3 separate regions of the Mus musculus genome follow, and regions 1 and 3 are each linked to region 2. The links are chromatin loops, found by intact Hi-C in ENCODE. Cell type or tissue: left cerebral cortex. All regions are shown on one strand.

Region 1 (2,500 bases), 140 kb after region 2:
TGAATTTCGAATGAAGTGATCAAATTCTAGAATATATGTGAGGAACTGCAGAGTTTGTGGTTAAAAGGAAAGAACCAGTTTAACAAAGTGGGACAGAGAAAAGGTCGAATATTTGTAAATGTAATCTAACTATGGACTTCATTTATTTTTACCCACACTTCAGAACCAGCATACATTCAGCTGTCCGTAATTGAAAATGACATGGTTTCATTAAAGCTGAGGTATAGAGTCTGAGATGAGGAGACAATAATTTAAATATCACTCACCCGCATGATCCATTATACTCAAATTTTCCTTGATTCAATTGCATCGCTAAATCTGTCAAAAGACAAAGTAATTTAACATCTCATCTCCCTGGACAGAGAAGATCCTGACAGGGTGACTGGAAACAATGAAAGCCATATTATTCCAAGGTCCAAAGCTCTCTCCATTAAACCATCGCATTCTATTGGCCTAGTTTAGGGGCCATGACTCTTTTCCATGCCGAAATGACCTCATATATTTAGTTTAAATTAAATACCAGGTACATTTTCATAGAGATTACCCTAGAACTGGCTTACTAAGCGGCATTTGGTATACAAGTCATACGATGCTTAACTCGATATTCAGAGTAGAGACGTAGTAGTTGGGGATATAGACACCAGCTATAGTTAGGGGTATGCGTTGTCTCAATGCCACATGGGACAGGGATGCTGGAGACACACAACAGGGCTATTAAGAACACAGAACTTGATTAAAAGGAACATTATAAAATGGATAAGAATCATAAAATGTTGCTGCTTACCCTCCCTCAGCCCCTGTGTGAGTGTTGGAACTCTCATAGGGCTACCCTGGGAATGGGAAGACCTGATTTATAAATTTTCTTTGTAAGCAGAGAAAGGTTTCTCTTTCTTCTTATAAATAAGAGAAGGACAAGGAGGGAGAGGAGGAGGAGGAGGAAGAGGAAGAGGGAGAGGAGGAGGAAGAGGAGGAGAGGAGGAGGAAGAGGAGGAGGAGGAGGGGGAGGAGGAGGAGGAGCAGGAAGAGGAGCAGTAACTAAATTAAGTGGATATTTTTCTTTCCATTCTTCAGAATGAAGCACACGTTTGCCCAGACAATGAACTGCTTTAGGATCACGCTGTCCTTTATCACGGACTCGCTGGCCTCCTGGAGGGCCGCTTGAGTCCTTGGTAAGTAAAGCACTGCCATCGTGTTGTCCTGTCCCTACTAAAAACACTCGAGATTCTTTCAAGACCTGGAAAAGACTCTTCTAGAAAGGATGGCTAGGATTCCACGCAGTGATCCATTGGTAAGGAGCTCTGGCCCTCAGGAAGGCTCCCCCAGGCGTGAAAAATACAGCCAGCTCATATTCCCACCAAAAGGAGGTGGTGAGTCCGGAGCAAGGACAGTGGTCCTCAGGTTAGAGTGACCAGAAAAGAAAACGGCTCCATGCCTGCAAAGTCCTGGCAAGGGTGCTGCTCACAAAGTGAGGGACTGACCAGACATGCGTTGCTATTTAGTTAGCTATTTTACTTTTATTCCTGTTTCTACCAAATTTTAAAGCCATGCAGAAGAACACGGTCATGTAAAATAAATATGGTTTGTGCCATCTGTCTCTCTCTTTTTTTTAATGCTTATTTTCCTATTTCCCAATCTGTAGTCACAGGATTATGGTCAGAGGCTCTGATGCAAACTTGGAAAACTTCAAGCATTTGTACATTTATCAAAAGTTAGAATTTGTAGGGGAAAAAAAAGCACCACTGTATGTTGAAACCCTGCCCGTGAATATATTCTGGAAGATTGAACTACAGATTAGTACTCTGATGACATCTCTTTGCATGGCATCTTACAGAGTTTACGATGAAAGTCTGTCATATTATGGTAGGTGCTGCTGCCATCCGTGTTTGCTGGATGGCCACCTTGGTTGTGGTATTTTCCAAAGGAGCAAAGAGACTAAGTTATCACACAAAGATACTGAAACCAAATCCCATCTCTGGGAACAAAGATGTAAGCTTGATACAGAAGAGAGAGAAATTAAAAATATTATAGAATAGGGGCTACTCATAGCATTGATGGAATGGATTAAAACTGAAATGGCATCTTCTGTTATGGCTTCGTTTTGGGGATTTAATTTTTTGCCATTAATATAAATGCAAGAAAAACAAATTTTTTTCACATGGCAGCTTCCTTTAAAAAGAAAATGCCTCAGGCCAACGGGAGCAGCTGCAATGGCTGCCCTGTCCCAATGTTCTTGTGGAATTCGGGGTCACTGGACATTAGCGCCTACCTGGGGTTTGATAGTTCAGTGAAACCATCTGGCAACCAGCGTTCCAGAAAATCTGAGGCATGTAATTACTGGAATCAACTCGGCCTCCCTTGGGGTAAATGCGGCTCATTTGTCGCTTATTGTAACTGGGTAACTGATTAAGGAAATCCAAGAGCAGCCAAGGCGAACGCACAACAGAGAACAACAACAGTGGGGTGCGGGACAATGGCAAGCAGGTAGATAGCACGGGGCCAA
Region 2 (2,500 bases):
CCCTGTGTGGTCCTCACTCAGGCATGCAAAGCATGCAAAAGATAATGTCATGCTATCTTTAACATCTGCCCCACAGGTATAACTGTAGATACACCTTATACTATACATGAGCATACGCCTTCCTGGGAATGCTCTTCTTCCTGGGAATGATTTAAAACTAAGTCATATTTTGGTCACTATGAGTAGTTCTTTCTTCTAGTAAATTAAAAGGCAAAAGGAATTTAGCCTGGTGTTGCTCATCCCTAATTTTCCCAGAACCCTGAAATGCATCAACACATATTCAGAAGCAAAGAGACAATCCTCACTGACTCCAAGTCCCTGCACATTCTTTCAGGCACTGGGGCAGAGTGTCTGTTGTTGGATGGAGGATACTTCCTTTGAGCTAGGAAAAACAATTATGGGGATAATTACACATGCCAATTCAGAGGTAGGAGAAAAGCCAGATATAGTGTGCTCGAGTCTGCTCATCACGGACTTAGTCATTTCTTCCTAAAAGTACTCTCTCGCCATTTGCAGAGGTCAGTAGCAACTTATCTGAACATCCATAGTGCGTACTTATCATTTGTTTAGTAAGTCAGGAAAGACTTGATTCTTCAGGCTCCTTGTTATGAGATGTAGATCCCTATAGGCCTAAATGAAATTCCAACTCAAGGGTTTGGGGAAAATTCCTGGCAGCTTGCTCAATGCACTGAATAGTTTCCTACTGCACAAGGTCTCCAAAAGCACACAGAATCCAACCTACCTCCCAGACCCCCTACCTCAGCAGCATAAGGAGATGCTCCTTGCTTTGAGGGTCACAAACTACTCATTGGCAGCATTTGCCTTTTTTATCAAAGTTGAACATCAGCTCCTAGCATGCGCTATGTACCCCTGTCACACAGCCAGCATAAATGTGCCACATCTACTACGAAACTAATTGCCCCCTCTTGTAAATGAAAGTAAGTATCAGGAAGGAAATTCACCACATCAATAAAAAGGTTTTGCTTTTGGCAGAAGCAACAGTAACTACTTTATTAAGGTTCAACAGGAGGTTCCTTCATACCCTGCAAAGAGACAGACTGGAGCTCAGAGGACAGCAAACAGCTGCTGGGGAAAGCAAGAAAGAAGGCCCATCAGCCTTGGGCAGAGCAGGAGAGCTTGCCTGAGAGCAAGCAGGAATCGCATCAGTGCTGTTTCCTGACCGAAAAAGGAGAGAAACTGGTTTGCAAAGCACAACAGGAGGGCCACCAGAATGAATGAGTTGTCTTTTCCTAATTACCATTCCCTAAAATGTCTCTGCAGGGGAAAAAAAACCACCAGTGATGCTCCCTGGCTCTCTTGCGGATGCTCTTTTTTTCCTCTCCCAACACCAAGGCTGGTCCTGTTAACATTTTCCTTTCAGTCCAGAAAAATTTAAGATGTACTTTCCAAGCTCAGACAATAGAGGGCTGTGATTCGCTTTTATCTCACTCTGATTTATGTAGAGCGAGCAACACCCAGTCTGCCTTTCTCTCCTTTTTTTTTTTCTTTCTTTTTTTGAGATGAGCAATCTCTTTGTTTCATTGTGTTCCAAAAAGGTGTATTGGAGCATCACTACTGAGCCCTGGAAGCAGCTGTCTCCCTTCCCTGTAATCTCCATCCTTCACGGAACATTCCTTGGTCCCATTCTGTAGGAGAGATGCACAGCCCAGCCATTGCACACACCACCTTCCAGCACCAGCCAGCCACAGCCAGCCACAGCCTCCCTGATGTCAGTGCAGGGGCTCCTGGTGACAAAGGGATACTGCAGCATGATTTTTTTCCCCCTTCTGTTCTTTCTCCCACCCTCTACCTTTTTTTTCCAGCCTTGGCATAAAATGGTCAAATGATGTTCTACTGCAGAATTCAATTTCACAGTTCAGTTAGGTCCTTGATTACACTGCCAAATTCAGATTAATGTGCATTTAACTAACATGGATCAGGGGAATTCTGGCTGACAGCCAGCTGTAATCGGGGCAATTGATAGCGGTGAGGAGTTTTATGCCCTGTCCACTGCAGTGCACCACTGCTGAAATTGATTGATTAAATGAATTCATTGCTATAATTACTTATAATGTTGATACATCACAAGCCTGTACCTAACCCTATCCTTGGAGACAGTGCACTTATTGTAGAAGGGCATTCTGGCTGAACTGTTAACTGGGGAATTATTTATTCTCACATAATAAGTCCCCGCCCCCCCCCCCACACACACACACACACACTGCACATCTTGACTAGAGACAGGAAAAGGCGCATTTCTTTAAGAATTCATTTATGTGGTATGCTAAAAAATCTCAGGAAACTAAAAACCAAGTGTATGTTATTAACCACCCCAAAAGAAAGAGCTCCTTGTTCATCTGTCTGTATTTTTAAAGATTCCTGCAGAGAGAATTTCCTCTCCAAATGTAGCTGATGTGCAACAATCATTAGTGGTCTCCTTGCACTGCAGCTAACTGGTTTGGCAGCCTGGGGTGATAATTTGCAAAACAATTGATCTAGC
Region 3 (2,500 bases), 51 kb after region 2:
GAGGGGGGTTTACTTTTAAAGCAGGCAGGGCGAGCAGAAGGCGTTGCAAGCCGGAACCCCCATGCAGCATTCGGGAACAGCCTGCGGGGGGTTTGGGGGGGAAGAGGCGGGCGACTGAGGTCTTGGCAGGGCCTGGAGGGAGGGTGCCCTTCGGCCCTGCCGCCCCTAGGAGCAAGCTGGGGAGGAAAAAGATTCCTTACATCCACATAATTGCTGGCCCACACATCATAAGGTACAATAAATTTGGCTGCAAACTCTGCCATGAGACACGTCGTCCCATTTTCCCGCACCACAAATATGTCTTTCTCGGGGTTCGTGGAAAGGCCCGAAAGATTTTCCACTTCTTGTTCTGCCACGGTTTGGACCATTACATCTGCGGAACAAGGAAAGCAATTTCATTGCTCTCGGGCTCAACTAGCCCTCTGCTTTAGGACACCTGAGCTGGTTCTCTGCAGGCTTTGGAGAGGCAAAGTTCCCTGCTCGAAGCAGTGTGCTCCGCAAGCCATTTCTCTAGTCTACCGCCACCAAACTCATATTTACTGCTGATAATTTATAATGAAAACAGAAGCTAAAATAAAATTAAATTCTTATTTGCAATACGACTAGGCTTTAACACACACACTTACACACATACACACATACACACAGACACCCTGGGGGTTTAGGGAGCGCGGTTAAAGCTAAATCTTTCTTGGCAGTGCTATGCCCCACCATCACAGCCATGAGTTCGGCGTGTCTAGCGCTCTGTCTGGGAGATGCCATACAGGTGTGTGGCTCTCTGGGAGTTCTCTGATATGGATGGGTCATAACACTCACCAGCCCCAAATAACCACAAGCATAAAGACCTAGTACAACAGAGTGAAATCAGAGGGCTTTATTCGGTGTATTAGATTCTCTGCTGCAGAGTGCATTCAGTACCCCTGGTCCCCAGACGCTACTCACGGAAGAACATTAGGAGAATCCGAAGTCTGTCTCCACCAAGAAGGGTTCTTACTCGGAGATCCATGCTGTTGCCGCGAACCAGGCAGATGTGTTTCTGCTGCAAAGGCCGCCCCGGGAGGAAATCCCTCAAAGTGGCCGGTAGAGTGAGCTAAGGGAGGGGGCGGACTGGGAGGAGGGAGCGCGCGGGATAGTCGCGTGCTGCACTGGGTGCTATGGCTCTCCCGCCGCACACTGCAGAGGAAGCACCCAGGATGCAGGAGCTGTCCACGCTGAGAGTTCTGGAAATAACGAGGTTGTGTTTCAGGACTTGTAATTTGGCTTGTCTAGAAGGCCAATGGGATTGGGGTGGTGTGGGGGAGGAAATTTCTCCCTGGGTCTGTATACTGCTCTGCAATGGTATCTGCAAAGATGACTCTGTCCTAGGAAACTTAATGCCACCCTCGGACTTGCTAAACCCTCCCACCAGGTACAGCCAGTATGTACTGTAGATATAACACCACCGGAGCTCCGAATTCTGCTCTTGAAACAAACCAATAGATTTGTTTCAGATTGTTCATTCTTTGGAGAAGGAAGGTAGGCAGGAACAGAGAAGGAAAATGCTATGGCAACAGTTTCCGGCTTTCAGAGACATCTGTACCCACTCAAGAGCTGCTGAGTATAAGGTTAAAATGATATCTCCTCAAAGGGGGTGGGGGGGTCCAGGCCATGCCGCATATCCTTTGGGACCCAGTGACCAGTGAGATCTATCTCTGAGGGCATGTGGCCTGAGCTAGCCCCATGCAGTAAGCTGTGATCACTCTGTTAAGAGGGTTGCAAATAAACCTAAATCTTGGGAGCAGACAGGGTTATCTGGGGTCTCATAGGACAGAAATTTTAGAACTATGGTGTAAGTAAAGACCTATAGTTATGTAATGAAAACAGGCTGGTATTACGCTAAAGCTTCTGGGGAGCAGAAAGACAAACATCGCTAGATAATTCCTGTATTTGCATTTTGGTAGTTCGCTGATTTTTTTCTTTTTAATTCTTGCTCTAATAAATCAGAATGAACCTTTTTTGGGGGAATAGTCATGGTGCTCTAATTAATTGTAATGATGTCCAAATATTTCTTTTATTAGAGAATATTGCACTAGGTCAATAAATAATAATCGCCTTAAACATAATGACATAGCCAATGTCGTGTTAAAGGACAAACTGCAAAGCATTTTACCTATGTTGTCAGTTTGAATCTCTCCATGACTTTAGAAGCTGAGCAAATGAAAATAGAGGTTATTGTTATTGTTATACCTCCCCCAAAGTGAGACATTGAGAAATTCAATGACCTTCCCAAAGTCATATGGCCAGTTTGAATTAAAATAGAAAAAAAATCACGTGTTTTACATTTACAAGGATCGTAATCATTTCTCTTTATATAACACTTTCATTCTAAAACTTAGCATATTATGACCGCCACTACAATTTTTTATTAAATGATAAATGAACTGAAACCTAAAAATATTAATAATTCACACTTTTACATCTATAAAGTGCCAATTTAAGAACTGATATGCTCTAACATAGT

The links. Hi-C counts contacts between places; a loop is a spot of excess contacts. Peaks named below come from ENCODE experiments on the same cell type or tissue, not always from the same donor. Only the 100,000 strongest peaks of a DNase experiment are listed, where the experiment ranks them.
Region 1: a loop joins it to region 2, with 10 times the contacts of the local background. A loop is called at or near these places in 3 of 42 quality-filtered maps.
Region 3: a loop joins it to region 2, with 4 times the contacts of the local background. A loop is called at or near these places in 3 of 42 quality-filtered maps.

The regions. Positions count from the first base shown.
Region 1 is chr2:135,968,212-135,970,711 of GRCm38, reverse strand. It overlaps Plcb4 (phospholipase C, beta 4), which reads right to left. Exons shown (of 39, transcript NM_001355153.1): 23 at 2,267-2,391; 24 at 267-318. Among named protein-coding and RNA genes, the nearest start is that of Lamp5, 88 kb to the left of the region's middle. In left cerebral cortex, no CTCF peak of the experiment used is centred here; DNase peaks (open chromatin) are centred at 684, 1,502 and 2,458; H3K27ac peaks cover 2,117 bases.
Region 2 is chr2:136,107,778-136,110,277 of GRCm38, reverse strand. The region is part of intron 4 of Pak7 (p21 (RAC1) activated kinase 7); the gene reads left to right. Among named protein-coding and RNA genes, the nearest start is that of Gm14218, 28 kb to the left of the region's middle. In left cerebral cortex, a CTCF peak has its summit at 1,432; DNase peaks (open chromatin) are centred at 387, 704 and 1,407; H3K27ac peaks cover 2,124 bases.
Region 3 is chr2:136,056,819-136,059,318 of GRCm38, reverse strand. It overlaps Lamp5 (lysosomal-associated membrane protein family, member 5), which reads right to left and starts at 1,571. Exons shown (of 6, transcript NM_029530.3): 1 at 943-1,571; 2 at 201-373. The coding sequence starts at 1,006. In left cerebral cortex, no CTCF peak of the experiment used is centred here; DNase peaks (open chromatin) are centred at 343, 789, 1,125 and 1,341; H3K4me3 peaks cover 2,214 bases; H3K27ac peaks cover 2,150 bases.